Regions from separate parts of the Homo sapiens genome. Here region 2 is linked to region 1. Evidence: read pairs that join two places in POLR2A ChIA-PET (ENCODE). Cell type or tissue: A673. All regions are shown on one strand.

Region 1 (8,000 bases):
TTTCCTATTGCTAGTGTAACAAATTACCACAAACTTGGTGACTTAAAACAACAGAAATTTATTTGTTCACAATTCTAGAGGCCAGAAATCTAAAATCAGTATGGCTGGGCCAAGATCAAGGTGTTGGCAAGGCCGTACTCTCTTCATTCCTTGGCTCTTCCAGCTGCTGGTGGCCGCTGGCATTCCTTGGCTTGTGACCACAGCACTCGAATCTATGCCTCTGTATTCATATTTTCTTCTCCTATTTGTGTCATCTTCCTCTGCCTCCCTCTTATAACGACACCTGTGATTGCATTTAGGGCCTATGTTAATAATCTAGAATAATCTCTCCATCTCAAAATCTTCAACTTAATCACACCCCAAAAGTCCTTTTATCATATGGTAACATACACAGGTTCCAGAGATTTCTCTTGGGGAGTCATTATTCGGCCTACCTCAATAAGGGAAGAGACTGTCTAAATAAAAGTGGGGAAACAGAGCCAAGAATCTCAGAAACAAGCTTCCATAATTTTTAGCACTATGCAAAAACAACAGAAGAGGGAGCTCTGACATTTGAAAAGCTACCCTGAACCCCCACCTCCTTCTGAAAGTTCAGGAAAACTAATTTGATATAAAGAAGAATATACAGAGGACAAATCCCATACAATATTGCTGTAAGAATAAAAAAATAAGGGGTAGAATACCATTCTTGGACACAATGAAAGAATGCCGAAAACACATGCTCACAGAATGGATCAAAATTATAGCCAACTATTTTGAACAAGCTAAACAACATTAAGAAAATGATGCAAGACAATGAAAGAATAACATAAATAAGAACTAGAAAAACTCAATTTATGATAGATCTCAGAAAATATTTGGAAATAAAAGAAAAAATCTTTCAGAATAGAAAATTAAACTGCAAGGAACACAGAGCAAATAAACATAACACATGATGGCTTAAAAGAAATAGAAGGTGGAAAGGATGAACATATTTTTTAAAAAGCAAAAGAATAGTATTTGAGGACAAATGGCAAATATCAAAGTTATAAAAAGAAGATCCAATTCATATACCCTAGGAGTCCTTGAAGAAAACAAGGGCAAAAGGATGAAAACAAATACTAAAAACTATAATTCAAGAAAACTTCCTGGAATTAAAAAAGAATTGAAACTACATATTGAAAGAGCACATCAGACTTCCTTTTCCTTCTGGCCAAGATAGAGTTACAGGAACCAGATTTACTCTTCCACTTGAAACAACTACAAAAATGATAAAATATATGAAACAATGGGGCCGGCCGTGGTGGCGCATGCCTGTAATCCCAGCACTTCGGGAGGCCAAGGCGGGCAGATCACTTGAGGCCAAAAGTTTGAGACCATCCTGGCACATAGCAAAACACCATCTCTGCTAAAAATACAAAAAATAGCCGGGCAAGGTGGTACACACCTGTAGTCCCAGCTACTCGGGAGGCTGAGGCATAAGAACTCCTTGAACCCAGGAAGCGGAGGTTGCAGTGAGCCGAGGTTGCAGTGAGCCGAGATTGCACCACTGCATTCCAGCCTGGGTGACAGAGTGAGAGCCTGTCTCGAAAAAAGGAATTAAAAAAAAAAAAAGAAAAGAATGCAGGTCTGAAAAATATCTCAAGCACCAATCTTAGGTTTTACAATAGTGATGTTATCAAAAGGAGCAATTGTGGAGGTTAGGAATTTTGTGACCTCCGGCCACATGACTTCTAAACCAGAATTTCTACTCTTGTGGCTAATTTGTTGGTTTTACAAAGGCTGTTTGGTCCCCAGGCAAAAAGGGGGTTTGTTTTGGGAAAGGGCTGTTACCATCTTTGTTTCAAAGTTGAACTATAAACTAAGGCTGGGCACAGTGGCTCATGTCTGTAATCCCAGCACTTTAGGGGTCGAGGTGGGTGGATCACTTGAGGTCAGGGGTTTGAGACCAGCCTGGCCAACATGATGAAACCCCGTCTCTACCAAAAAATTAAAAAATTAGACAGGCATGTTGGCACACGCCTGTAATCCCAACCACTCAGGAAGCTGAGGCAGGAGAATTGCTTGAACCCGGGAGGCAGAGGTTGCAGTGAGCCAAGATTGTACCATTGCACTCCAGCCTGGGTGACAGAGTGAGACCCTGTCTCAAAAAAAAAAAAAAATTAATATATATATACACTAAATTTTTCCTATAGTTAGCTTGGCCTATGCCCGGGAATGAACAAGGGCAGTTTGGAGGTTAAGGGCAAGATGGGGTCGGTTAGCTCAGATCTCTTTCACTGTCATATTTTTTTCAGTTATAATTTTTGCAAGGGCATTTCAGTATTGTTATTCAGAGACTGGTTAACGTGGGTGCCTAGAAAGGGATTAACAGAGCAGGCCTGAGACTGTTATGCTGAGAAAAGCTTGTTCTCAAGGTTTGCCCTTGGCTGGTGTCTGGGAACTTGGATTTCTGGAGGGTTCCCACTTTTCCCTAACTGATAAGGGTGTCTCACTGTGTCTACGTTGTGCTGACAATCTGGTTTATGCTGGCCATCTGCCTCTCTTCTAGGAGTCTGGAATATTAGTGCGTGCTAGGCAGAGGGCACCTAGTGCCTAACTCCCAATAAAAACCTTTGACACTGAGTCTCTAATGGGCTTTTCTGGGCAGAAACATGACACGCTTGTTGCTGCATTTTTGATGCTGGGGGAGGGTGCACTATGTGGGAGCCTTCCTGGGAGGGAAGAAGAGGGAAGATGGATGAGTAAATCATGCCTGGGTCACTATGGAGTTACCTATGGTGTAAAACAGCAGCTGACCTGCTTGCTATCTCTTATGAGAGGTAGAAGTTACCCGTGGCATTTGAAAATGATAAATCCAGTCATAGACAGTTGGCTTGCTGGATCTCCTGGCTGCTTTTGGCCATGCTGGCTAAAGATAGGAAGAAGTGCAGCTCAAAGGATGACTTTGGTTTTTGTTCTCTCCTCCAATTGGGAGGAAAAAGGGCCCAGACATTCCCCCCAGTGAGCTTCCTATGCACTAAAGACAGGCCAGGTGCAGTGGCTCACGCCTGTAATCCCAGCACTTTGGGAGGCCAAGGTGGGCAGATTGCTTGAGGTCACAAGTTTGAGAACAGCCTGGCCACCATGGTGAAATCCTGTCTCTACTAAAAATACAAAAATTAGCCGGGTGTGGTGGCATGCACCTGCAGTCTCAGCTACTCAGGAGGCTGAGGCAGGATAATGGCTTGAACCGAGGAGGTGGAGGTTGCAGTGAGCTGAGATCATGCCACTGCACTCCAGCCTGGGCGACAGAGCGAGATTCTGTCTCAACAAAACAAAACAAAACAAAACAAAACAAAACAAAACAAAACCAACGAAAAGACAATAACAGTTAATTGGAGTTGCTCTCTCTCCTAGGTGGGAGGGGGAAGGGTCAGAAAATTTCTGAAGGCAGGTTTTGGGTGAATCAAGAACGTTCAAAGTTTGCATTGCTCGCTCCTCCAAGTGGAAGAAAAATAGTTAAATCAGTTCCCAGGGCTGGAGCAAGGCTTTAGATAAACCAGAGGTGGAGAAAGAGTAAAAAACATTCCCCCCAAACAAGAAAACCACTCTAGCCTTTTCTACAGCTTAGTAGCTGCCTCTGCAACTCAAAGCCCTCCTTACACTGCAACCTTCATCTCCAGCAGCTGTAATGTTAACCTTGTAAATGCGGTGTGGAAACTAAAGCAACTCCATCTTGGATGCTAATCCACGATGTTGACTTCAGATTAACTCCAGTGCCAGGAAGGCCTCTCAGATTTCCAGTCTAGCTATCTTTCCTTGTGTAAGAGCACATACTTACCACAAATCCTGCCCTTAGGTCTAAATAACCTCAATGTGATCGTTCTTCAATTCTACACATCACTTCTGAATCACCCCTTCCCTATGGTATATAAGCCCTGAGTCTGGGGTTGATGGCACAGGGATCCACTTTCTCCTCTTACCGCTACCTGAGACGCAGACATGGCTTCTGTTTGCAAGTCCCTATTAAATGTTTCCTTCTAAGAAATTGGATATGTCAGCCTCTTTCTTTGGCCTCTCAGCTTCCTGGGACTTTGGGGGTAGTTTTGTATAGACCTGCTCACTGTGGAACATGCTGATTTTACAGCTAGGGGTTTGGGGAAAACAGAGGGGAATGTTTATTCAAAGGCTTTGTATTTTGTGGCTGTCGCATCTGGGTGTATGATAAAATTTAATGTAAAATGTTATCTGCTTTATTTCATCAACATTAGACAAATCATCCTAATAGGGAAAGCTGCAAAGAAAAAAAAACAGTGTTTGTGGAATCAGAGCTCCCTTGCTTTTTGCTGCCTGTGGGTGGATTGCAATTTAAACTCTTTGAGGATTGGAAACAGAACAAGTCTCCATAACCACTGATTTTTGCCCATTGGAGCCTCTGGAAAAAGGGAGAGAACATAAAAAGAGAGGCAATCTCCGGGTAGAAACATGCTTTGGGAGTTTTCAAAAACAGCTTTTAGTTTGCTAATGTGCTCTTGCTGCCATGAACTGCCTGACCCATAGAGGCTAATGGTTTTCAGCCTGCTGTGCATATGTTTGAGTAGGTCTATTTGGCCTCTAAAATGAACAAGATAAAAAGGACTTTTAGAAAAGTCTTGTTTGTCACTTGGGCTTGGTATACAGCTGTCTGGCTCTTCCTTGTATCAGCTTTGCTGCTACTGAAGGAAAGCCAGGGGCTTTTTAAAAATCCCAGATTCACAGATCCTAATTGCCTGTGCCTGCCTCTGAGCTGAAACTTGATGCTGTCTTCTGCAGCTGTTTCGGCCTTGCGGTGAGCTGTGCGGAACTGAAGGCTCATCTCAAAGAACAGGACTCAGATTCTGAATTGTTGCCCATTTAAGACAGCCTCTGTGGGGCTATAAATGACGAAAATACAGATGCTGACCGGATTGTCTGGGTCACATAAAAATGCCAACAGGAAAGGGTGTGGTCTCATGAAACCATCTAAAATTGGGTGGCTGAATGGCTCTAGATTTCTGATACAGAGACTAATTGCATTCTTAACTTGTGATTTCTCTTGAAAGCTTCAGGTTGGGGACGGACACATAACAGAGAATGTGACCCCTTCACCTACTTCACACAGATTGGACTGGTGCCCCTCTTTGAGATGTCTCATTGCTGTTGACTTGTTGCATCATTCAGCTTTCAGGATTAGATGCAGTTTGTGCCAATGGACTGATAGCCTGACTCTATTTCCCTCACCTTTCTTTTCTTTCTTTCTTTCTTTCTTTCTTTCTTTCTTTCTTTCTTTCTTTCTTTTTTTCTTTTTTTTTTTTTTTTTTAGACAGGGTCTCACTCTGTCACCCAGGATGGAGTGCAGTGGCACGATCATGGCTCACTGCAGCCTTGATCTCCCGGGCTCAGGTGATCCTCCTACCTCAGCCTCCCAAGTAGCTGGGACTACAGGCTCCTGCCACCCAGATAATTTTTTTTTTAAGAGATGGGGTTTCGCCATGTTTCCCAGGCTGGTCTCGAACTCCTGAGCTCAAGCAGTCCGCCCACCTTGGCCTCCCAAAGTGCTGGAATTACAGGCGTGAGCCACTGAGCCCAGCCTACTACCCTCACCTTTCTCCTAGTGCACACATCTTAGTGAAACAGTTTGATTATTCAGTGCAGCTGTCCCCAGCAAGAGATTGATTTTTTTTTCCCTAGGCTGCTCACTGGGTAAATGATGAGGAGGAAAGGAATGGGAAGTTAATGGAAACCCATTTTGAAAAAATTGGAAAGTTCCGGATTCTTCCTGACCTATTTCTGGACATGATATGTCTTTCTGGTTAAATTGCATAAAAATATTTTCCTGGAAAAATGTTTCTTTCCTTCTAGCATATAACCCTTCCAGACAAATGGTCTGGATGAGAGTAAAATGATTGGGAAATATGAAGTCATATTTCTTCAGTAAGTCATGAAGTCTTACTGAATGAGACTCACTGATTTTGTAACAATGGAGAAAAAAGAAAAGCCTATGGAGGTGCCGGGGTGTAGAGAGTGTATTAATGATCTTTGTTTTTTCAGAACTGCTCCTGGCAGCTTTCCCCTCTTTCTGTAGAAGAATGCCCCATGTTTCATTTCCAAGCTGCTGTGAGTGCTTTGAATGTAAATTGGCTGCTGAGCCTCTGATCACCCCTGACAGCACTGACTATGACACAGCAGGGGTGGCACCTGCTCCTGTGATTTGCCGGCAGAACACCTGCAGATGCCATCCACACACATGAGAGGGATGAACTGATGTCACGGATAAGCAAAACTGAGGGAACCTGACTACCTCTGGGCAGTCCCGCTGAAACCAAGGACCAAACTGAATTATTTGGATTAGACTCGGTGGGAGTTTTCCCCGTGGGAGGCCACACTGGGAACCCTGTTAACCTGCCCTGTCTGACTAATGTATGCCCTGCTCGGGGTACCTGAACAATTGTAAACTCTTGGTTTCCAGGGCTATCACGTGTTCCCTCTGGGATTGTACTTGCATGTGCACCCTAACTGTCCTGACACTGCCTCAGCCTGGAAGACATTGACATCAGCTTCAGTTTACTGGCCAGAGTGGTGCTGAGCCTGAATTGATGTGGCAGGCTGGGCAAAAAGGGGATAATACAGAAATTTAAGGAAGAAGCCCCCTGACTTTCAAAGATGAACTTTTCTGGTTAATGGATTTTTTTTTCTTTGTGTGTGTGTGTGTGTGTGTGTGTGTGTGTGTGTGTGTGTATTTTGAGACAGTGTCTCACTCTGTTGCCCAGGCTTTAGTGTAGTGGTGTGATCAGCTCACTGCAGCCTCAAACTCCTGGGCTCAAGTGATCCTCCCACCTCAGCCTCCCAAGTAGCTGGGACTACAGGCGCATGCCACCATGCCCAGCTGAATTAAAAAAAAATTTTTTTTTGTAGAGATGGGGGGTGTATTAGGGTTCCCTTAGAGGGACATAACTAATAGGATATATGTGTATATATATAGGCTGTCTGCAAGCTGAGGAACAAGGAAAGCCAGTCTCAATCCCAAAACTGAAGAACTTAGAGTCCGATGTTCAAGGGAAGGAAGCATCCAGCACAGGAGAAAGATGGAGGCTAGGAGGCTAGGCCCATGTTGTTCTTTTCTCATTTTTCTGCCCGCTTCATATTCGATGGAAGCTGATTAGATTGTGCCCACCAGATTAAGGGTGGATCTGCCTTTTCCAGCCCACTGACTCAAATGTTAATCTGTTTTGGGCAACACCCACACAGACACACCCAGGATTAATATTTTGTATCCCTCAATCCAATCAAGTTGACAACTCAGTATTAACCATCACAGGGGGTCTCACTATGTTGGCCAGGCTGCCCTCCAACCCCTGGGTTCAAGCAATCCTGCTGCCTTGGCCTCCCAGAGTGCTGGGATTACAGGTGTGAGCCACTGTGCCCCACCTGGAATTTGTTTTAACTGGCTAAATCCAGGACCCCTGGAGGGTATAAGTGAGGTTAAATCTGCAGGGTGGTCTCACCTGGCTGCATGGGGTCCTACTGATAATTTTGCTGTGAAGATGCCAGGACCAAGGGGTGGACTAAGCAGAAGGGGGTTAACATAGCAGTCCTGTAACTATTGTCCTTTGAAAGTCCTGCTTACAAGCTTGGCCCTTGGCTGGCAATTAGGAACTTGGATTTCGGGAGTATTCCCAGAATTCCTTAACTGATAAGGATGGCTTACTCTTCCCAACCTGTTTGTGCAAACAGTGGTTTCTGCTGATCACCGGCTTTCATTCTGGGAGCCTGGAATTTTGGTAAGCACTAGGTAGAGGGTGCCTAGTGACCAGCCCCCAGTGAAACCTTTGGGCACCAAACCTCTAATGGGCTTCCCTGGGGAGAAGCATTATACATGTGTTCCTGGATTTTTGTTGCTAGAAGGACAGCTCTGTGCAAGCCTCCTGCGAGGGGGAGACAGCATGAGGAGGCCTGTGTACAGCATCCTTCACATTCTGCCTGTGTCTTTTTACCTTGACGATTCTGTCACATATCCTTTT
Region 2 (8,000 bases), 210 kb before region 1:
TTGCAAATCCTGAACCAGTCTATAGGAGCCATCTGGTGTTTTAATTGGGAGAATCAGAGGTATTGTGGGGAGAATGGGTGGGGATTAAAATATTGGCAGTCAAAAGTCAGGAGATGATGGGTTTGAGTTCCCGCAATCCATTAGAGTTGAGGGGGTATTGTGGGACCACTATATGGCACTTAGGATCCTTCAGTGAAATTTGAATTGGAGAATGGTGGGTAGCAATTATGAGGGAGTTAGTGTTTCATACCATGGGATTTACATGGCTAAGGAATTTGGGGTTTAAGTCTATTTGATGTTGAGTGTCTGAGGAGGGGTTCTGTTCTTGACATAATAATAAATAAGGGTGGCTTTGGTGTAAGGCTGACAAATGGATGATTCCCCCTAATTTGTGTAGGATGTCCCTTCCTAGTAAAGGAGTGAGAAAATGAGGGATGACCAAGAAAGAGTGAGTGAAGGTGACACCCTGAAATGAGCAGTATAGAGGTGGTGTTTTGTGTGGGTTTTTTTGTGTGCCCTTCATGCCAACAACAGAAATGGATGAGTGTTTTAATGGGCCTTGATATTCAGTTAACACCGAAAGACTCACCCCGGTATCCAAAAGAAAGGAAATAATCTTACCGGACACCATCCCAATTACCCTGGGTTCTGTGGACTCACTAGGCATGGGGGTGAAGGATCCCGGTCACCCTCAGTCTTCCGTTGTCAGCGCCAGCAGTGAAGAGATTTCCTCCTGTGATGGTCAGGGGGCTTTATTATGAGCCGCACCCAAACGGGGAGGGTGTCCCTGTTGGGGGCAGTCCACTTTCCAGTGTCCCCAAAGACCACAAGTTGGACACGGTCTGGTGGGGGACCAGTGGTTAGGACAAGCCTTTGCCCAGTGTCCAGAGTTGCCACGTCGGAAACAGACTCCCAGAGGGGTCGGGTAGTTTTCTTTTGGGTCATTGGGAGGCTTTTGTGTAACTGGGTTTTGGATAGCAGAGGCAAGCATCTGGCTTTTTAATGAGAGATGTTTGTCTTTTTGAATTTTTTGTTCCTCATCTCTGTTGTTAAAGACACAGAAGGCTACATTTAGGAGGTCCTGCCGGGATGTCTGGGGACCCTCCTCTAAGTTTTGTAATTTTTTCCAGATATCTGGGGCAGATTGGGAAACAAATTGGAGGTGGAGAAAAGTTTGACCTTCTCTAGATTCTGGGTCCAAATTGGCATATTTTAGCATAGCTTCAGTGAGGTGTGATAAGGGCAGGATTTTCTTGGGGCTCTTGTGTAATTTCTCTAAGTTTCTCATAATTAACTGCCTTATGGGCATTTTTGTCCATACCCACAAGGAGACAGCTAATCATGTGGTCTCTTCATCTGATGCCATTGTCTCCCTGTTGGTAAGTCCAATCTGAGTCTCTACGGGGGACTGCATCATTAGCCACTGGATTTTGTATAGGGGCTTGATTATAGAGTTCATCTGTGTGGACTTCAGCTGAATGCTAGATGAGCTCTTTTTCATCAGGAGTGAGGGTGGAGGTTAGAATTATATAAAAGTCATGCCAAGTTAAATTAAAGGATTGAGTTATGTGCAGGAATTTCCTGTGATAACGAGACGGATTTTCAGAGAAAGATCCCAGATGCTGTTCAATTTGCGACAGATTAGACATGGAGAAAAGAACATGAACGCAAGTAATGCCTTTAACTCCAGCCACTTCCCGGAGAGGGAGAATGGCAGAGGTGGTTTGACTGGCTGGAGTAGTTTTTGAACGGGTTACAGGTGGAGAAGGAGGAGGGGCAGGGTTAGGGGCTGCTGGGGCGGAGGGTTCGGACAGGCGAGGAGCGGGTGCAGGGGGTTGAGAACATGGAGGGGGTTCATTTGCAGGGTCAAAAAGAGTTTCAGAGGAAGGGGTTCCAGGGGAAGGAGAGACCTGGGGAGAGTTTTCATTAAGAAGAAGGATTTCATGAGGGATGCAAGCTTGACATAGGGAGGGTCGGGATCTAAGGTAGAAAAAAGCCTGAATATAGAGAATCGTTTGCCATTTGCCATTACTGGTTATAAAGTTGTCAAGGTCCCTGAGAATTTGAAAGTTAAAGGTAGCATTTTTGGGCCATCGTCTGTTGTTATCTAATCTGTATTGGGGCCAAGCCATGTTGCAGTGGAAAATTAAATGTTTTGGCTTTAGGGTCCCCCGTAAGCCAAGTTTGGTGAGGTTGTGAAGGAGACAGCCCAGTGGGGAGGACGTAGGAATGTGGGATTGTTTGGCACCCATGTGGACTGGTAAGAGGAAGCTGAGGGTGTCTGTTTTGTTCTAGGCGTCCCCAGACAAAAGACAGAGACCCAGAATCTTCTTTCCAAAAGAGGATGGTTAAGCTAAGAAGAAACTGGGCATCCCTAAGATTTCCTCTAGCTTAGTCCTGTTGGTCCTCTGGGGACCTGGATGGCAGGTACTGGGAGAAAGCCAGGAGAAGGAAGACCTTACCAGTCAGCTGAATTAGTGTCCCATGTTAGATGTTCCAGTTGGAATCAGCAAAGGGCCTCCCAGACTGAAGGCACACAAGGAAGAGAGAGAGAAAGAGAGAGAGAGAAGAAGGAGGAAGAAGGAGCAAGGGTTAGGGAGCGAAATACCTGTTACAGGCGGTCAGAGGTGAATTCCTGAGACCTGAGTGTTTTGAAAGCTCACCAGGGAGTAGTCCCAGCCTGAGCCTTGCAGTCCCCTTCAGGTCAGTTGTCCTCCTCATGCAAATCGCTCGAAAATTGAAGTGAAAGAAAAGACTGGGCGGGTGGCCAGAGACCCTCAGGATCTGGAAGTTAACTCAGGATGCGCTGCCATTGCCCATTGGTTCCTGGGTTGCAAGAGAGTCTTTCCTCCCAACACCCGTCCCGGGTTTCAGCATCAAATGTAAGAATTAAAGAAAGAGGAGAGAAACACGGAGGGTAGCTTGACAGTCAACAGGTTTATTTTAAACCTGGGAGGGACTTCTGGCAGAGTTAGTTCAGAAGCTGCACTCTCTTACTTTAAGGGTTCAGGGCGGGAGAGTTTATCAGAGGCTTGGACTGCTTCTGTGTCTCTTTGTTGTGCTTATCTGGGAGGGAGAGTTTTGTGTCTGTTCACATACATCTTCCTGCAGCTGCAGGCATACCCCCCCTCCCGAGTCTGCCTTTAGCTTCCCTATCTTAGTGCACCTGAAGGGAAAGGAATGTGCTTATTAAGGCCCACTGTTTTACTGGGGCCCCATTGTATGGGGGTGAAGTTTGACAGTTACCCAAGAGACTTTCTCCCTGCCTTCCTCTGTGCCTGAGCTGTCTTATCTGTGTTTTACTGTCTATTCTTTTCTGGCTGCTTGTAGTTAGAAGAGAAGTGATTTCCTTGAAATGCATGAAGCTGGAAAGGCAGCTGGAATTTAAAGTGGCAGTGTTTGTCTGAGATGATGGTGCTCCTGCTCTATCAGCCTCGACCCCCTGGGCTTAAGCAGTCTTCCCACCTTAGCCTCCCAAATAGCTGAGACTACAGGCATGCCCAGCTAGTTTTGTTATTATTAATATTATTATTAACTTTTATTTTATGCTCAGGGGTACAAGTGCAGGTTTCTTATATAGGTAAACTCATGTCATGGGGGTTTGGTGTACAGATTAGTTCATCACCCAGAGGCCTAGTACTTAATAGTTACTTTTTCTGATCTTCGCTCTCCTCCCACCCTCCACCCTTAAGTAGGCCTCAGTGTCTATTGCTCCCTTCTTTGTGTACATGAGTTCTCATCATTTAGCTCCCACTTATAAGTGAGAACATGTAGTATTAGGTTTGCTGTTCCTATTTATTACTATTATTTTTTTAAGAGATGGCTTCTCCCTATGTTGTCCAGGCTGGTCTTGAACTCCTGGGCTCAAGTGATCCTCCTGCCTTGGCCTCCCAAAGTGCTGTGATTGCAGGCATGAGCCACCATACCTGGCCAGAATCATTTATTAAAACAGGAATAAATGAATTGTGTGTCCGTTATGGGAAACAAACTCTTTGAGCAGAATTAAATAGCTGCAGGCCGGGCGCAGTGGCTCACGCCTATAATCCCAGCACTTTGGGAGGCCAAGGTGGGCAGATCACTTGAGGTCAGGAGTTCAAGACCAGCCCAGCCAACATGGAGAAACCCTGTCTCCACTAAAAACACAAAAATTAGCTGGGTGTGGTGGCGCATGCCTGTAATCCTAGCTACTCAGGAGGCTGAGGCAGGAGAATTGCTTGAGCCCAGGAGGCAGAGGTTACAGTGAGGCAAGATTGCACCACTGCACTCCAGCCTGGGCAACAGAGTGAGACTCCATCTCAAATAGAAATAAAAATAAAAATTAAAAATTAAAAAGTAAACAGCTGCAAAGCAGGCTGGAGTGCTTCTGAAGAGGACAATGAGGCTATCACTATGACCTTAATATTTGCATCCTCCTGACCCCCAAAAATTCATCTGTTGAAATCCTAATCACAAGGTAATGGAATTAGGAAGTGTGGCCTTTTAGAAGGTGATTGAGTGATTAGGGACTAGTGCCCTTATGAAACAGGCCCAAGGAAGCTTGTTGGCCCCTTCCATCATATGTGGACACAGTGAGAAGGTGCCATCTGTGAACAAGAAAGCAGGTCCTCACCAGACACTGAATCTGCTGATGCCTTGGTCTTGGACTTCCCAGCCTCCAGAACCATGAGAAATGCATTTCTGTTGTTTACAAGCCACCTACTTTGTGGCAGTTGGTTACAGTAGCCCAAACAGACTTAGACAGCCCTTAGAGTCAGCAGGGCCCCACTGCTATGGCCTCCTCAGAGTGCACTGGATTTTGCTAATAGGTTTGTAGCCACCTCCACAGCAGCATTTTTTTTGATTTGAAGTCTAGGACAAGGTTACCAAAGCATTCTGAGATGACAGGTCAGGCCAGGAGAGAACTGTAAGCAAGAGCCCAAGAGAGACAAAAATGGTTCCAGCTCTACACCTCTCCTAGGCCACTCGCAAAATCCAGAACCCAGTTTCCATGAGGTGGGCATGGAAGAGACAAAGGTAGAGTGGAAAGAATTCCTTGTGTGGTTTGGGTCTCTTACGGCCAGTCTGGGCCTCTTCCTCTTCCCTTTGACTGCATAATTAAACATTTTATCCAAATGGGAAATGCTTTTTGGACAATTGCCACATTTAGAGACTATATTGCCTGTTTTAGATATATACTTTACTAGGAGCTAAACCTTGGTGATCCAGTTATCTTTTTTTTTTTTTTTTTTGAGACAGGGTCTTGCTCTGTTGCTTAGGCTGGAGTGCAGTGGCACAATCATGGCTCACTGCAGCCTTGACCTCCAGGATTCAAGTGATCCTGCCTCCTCAGCCTCCTGAGTAGCTGGGACCACAGGTATGTGCCACCACGTCCAGCTAATTAATTTTTCTTTTCTTTTCTTTCTTTCTTTTTTTTTTTTTTAGATGGAGTATTGCTGTGTTGCCCAGGCTGGAGTGCAGTGGCACAATCTCGGCTCACTGCAAGCTCTGCCTCCTGGGTTCATGCCATTCTCCTGCCTCAGCCTCCCGAGTAGCTGGGACTACAGGTGCCCACCACCACGCCTGGTTAATTTTTTGTATTTTTAGTAGAGACGGGGTTTCACCGTGTTAGCCAGGATGGTCTCCATCTCCTGACCTCGTGATCTGCCCACCTCAGCCTCCCAAAGTGCTGGGATTACAGGCGTGAGCCACCGCGCCTGGCCTTTTTTTTTTTTTTTTTTTTTGTACAGATTAGGTCTCCCTATGTTGCCCAGGGTGGTCTCAAACTCCTGAGCTCAAGTGATCCTCCTGCCTCAGTCTCCCAAAGTGCTGGGATTACAAGTGGGAGCCACCACTCACTGCCTTTTTAACTGTTAATTTAGAAATAATGATACATTCTGTTGAAGTTGGAAAAAAAAAGTACAGAGGTTCTGTGAATAATTTATGCAATTTTTGATAACTATAGTATAATATCAAAAGGAGGAAATTGATACTGGTACAATCCACCAATTTAACTCAAATTTCTTCAGTTTTATAAGCACTCATTTGTGTGTGTGTGTGTGTGTGTGTACTGCTATGCAATTGCACCACATACATACACACACACAAATCATTCGTTACACAAATCACATGCGTAGATTCATATAACGACCACTACCATCAAGATTCAGAATCATTCCCTCAGCACAAAGAGCTGCTGCTAGCCTTTCATAGGCCCTTCTCCCCATCCCTGTCTCCTTGACAACCACTAATCTTTTCTCCATTTCTGTAATTGTGTTATTTCAAGAATGGTACATAAATGGAATCACACAGTATAAAACCTTTGAGATTGGCTTTTTTTCCACTCAGCATAATTCCTTTGAGATCCAACTAAGCTGTTGCATTTATCATACGGAGGTACCACTGTTTATTTAACCATTCACTCACTGAACAACATCTGGGCTAATTCCAGTTTTTGGCTGTTATGGATAAAGCTGCTAAAGCCATTCATTGTACAGGTTTCTGTGTGAATGTAAATGTTCATTTTTCTGGGCTAGATGCCCAGGAATGTAATATCGGGTCATATGGTAGTTTCATGTTTAGTTTTATAAGAAACTGTCAAAATATTTTCTGCCAGTCTGTAGCTTGTCTTTTCATTCTCTTCAAAGAGTCTCTCTGAGGGCAAAAATTTTTGGTTTTGATGAAGCTCAATTAATCACATTTTCATTTTATAGATTATGATTTTGCGTTATGTATGACACTTCGTCAGGCCTGAGGTCATGAGGATTTTTTAGGCTGGGGGTGGTGACTCACACCTGAAATCTCAACACTTTGGGGGGTCCGAGGCGAAAGGATGACTTGAGCTCAGGAGTTTGAGACCAGCCTGGGCAACATAGTAAGACCCTGTCTCTATAAAAAGTACCAAAAAAATGAGCTGCGCATGGTGATGCATGTACACCTGTAGTCCCAGCTACTGGGGAGACTGGGGTGGGAGGATCGCCTGAGCCAGGGAGGTTGAGGTTGCAGTGAGCCAAGATTGTGCCACTGCACTCCAGCCTGGGTGACAGAGCAAGGTCCTGTTTCAAAAATAAATAAAAAAAATAAAATAATAAAAAATAATAGTGTACTCTACAGCAAAGGTTTCTGATCAGCTTGTGACAGACTATTAGTGTTGTCACTTTCCTATGTTACTCTTATCTCTAAAGCAAAACCTATTCTTAAACTAAGAATGCTTTTTCTTCTTAAAGTACTAGGACATTTCCATAAGTTCTGGGTCTTTATTCAGTTAGTTAACATTATTACCTTGTTCCCTCAACCATGAACATCTTGTGACCAAGAGTGCCCAACCCTCGGGGAATGTAACCCAGCAGGTTTGGCTTTTTCTGGCCTTTATTTTTTTTGCGACAGAGTCTCGCTTCGTCATCCAGGCTGGAGTGCAGTGGTGCAATCACAGCTCACTTACAGCCTTGATCTTCTCCTGGGCTCAAGCAATCCTCCTACATCAGCCTCCTGACTAGTTGGGACTATAGGTGCACACCATCACGTCTGACTAATTTTTGTATTTTTGGTAGAGAGAGGGTTTCACCATGTTGCCCAGGCTGATCTTGAATTCCTGGCCTCAAGCCATCTCCCACCTTGACCTCCCAAAGTGCTGGGATTACAGGCATGAGCCACTGCACTCCACTCCTTTTTACCGTGTTGTCTTCCAATCCATGAACATGATATGTCTCTCTATTTATTTGGATCTCCTCTGATTTCTTTCATTTATATTTTGTAATTTTTTTTTTTTTTTGAGAAGGAGTTTCACTCTGTCACCCAGGCTGGAGTGCAATGGCGCAATCTCTGCTCACTGCAACCTCTGCCTCCCAGGTTCAAACGATTCTCCTGCCTCAGCCTCCCGAGTAGCTGGGATTACAGGCGTGCGCCACCATGCCTGGCTAATTTTTGTATTTTTTAGTAGAGACGGGGTTTCACCATGTTGGCCAGGCTGGTCTTGAACTCCTGACCTCAGGTGATCTGCCTGCCTCGGCCTCCCAAAGTGCTGG

What was found. ChIA-PET counts read pairs that join two places held together with the same protein. Peaks named below come from ENCODE experiments on the same cell type or tissue, not always from the same donor. Only the 100,000 strongest peaks of a DNase experiment are listed, where the experiment ranks them.
Region 2: POLR2A ChIA-PET joins it to region 1 with 5 read pairs; 2 of 35 experiments call an interaction of 5 or more read pairs at or near these places.

The regions. Positions count from the first base shown.
Region 1 is chrX:47,496,898-47,504,897 of GRCh38, forward strand. It overlaps LOC124905183 (a long non-coding RNA gene), which reads right to left. Exons shown (of 2, transcript XR_007068224.1): 2 at 39-283. Among named protein-coding and RNA genes, the nearest start is that of ZNF41, 18 kb to the left of the region's middle. In A673, a CTCF peak has its summit at 537; no DNase peak of the experiment used is centred here; H3K27ac peaks cover 666 bases.
Region 2 is chrX:47,290,703-47,298,702 of GRCh38, forward strand. No RefSeq gene overlaps it. Among named protein-coding and RNA genes, the nearest start is that of USP11, 62 kb to the left of the region's middle. In A673, no CTCF peak of the experiment used is centred here; no DNase peak of the experiment used is centred here; H3K27me3 peaks cover 304 bases.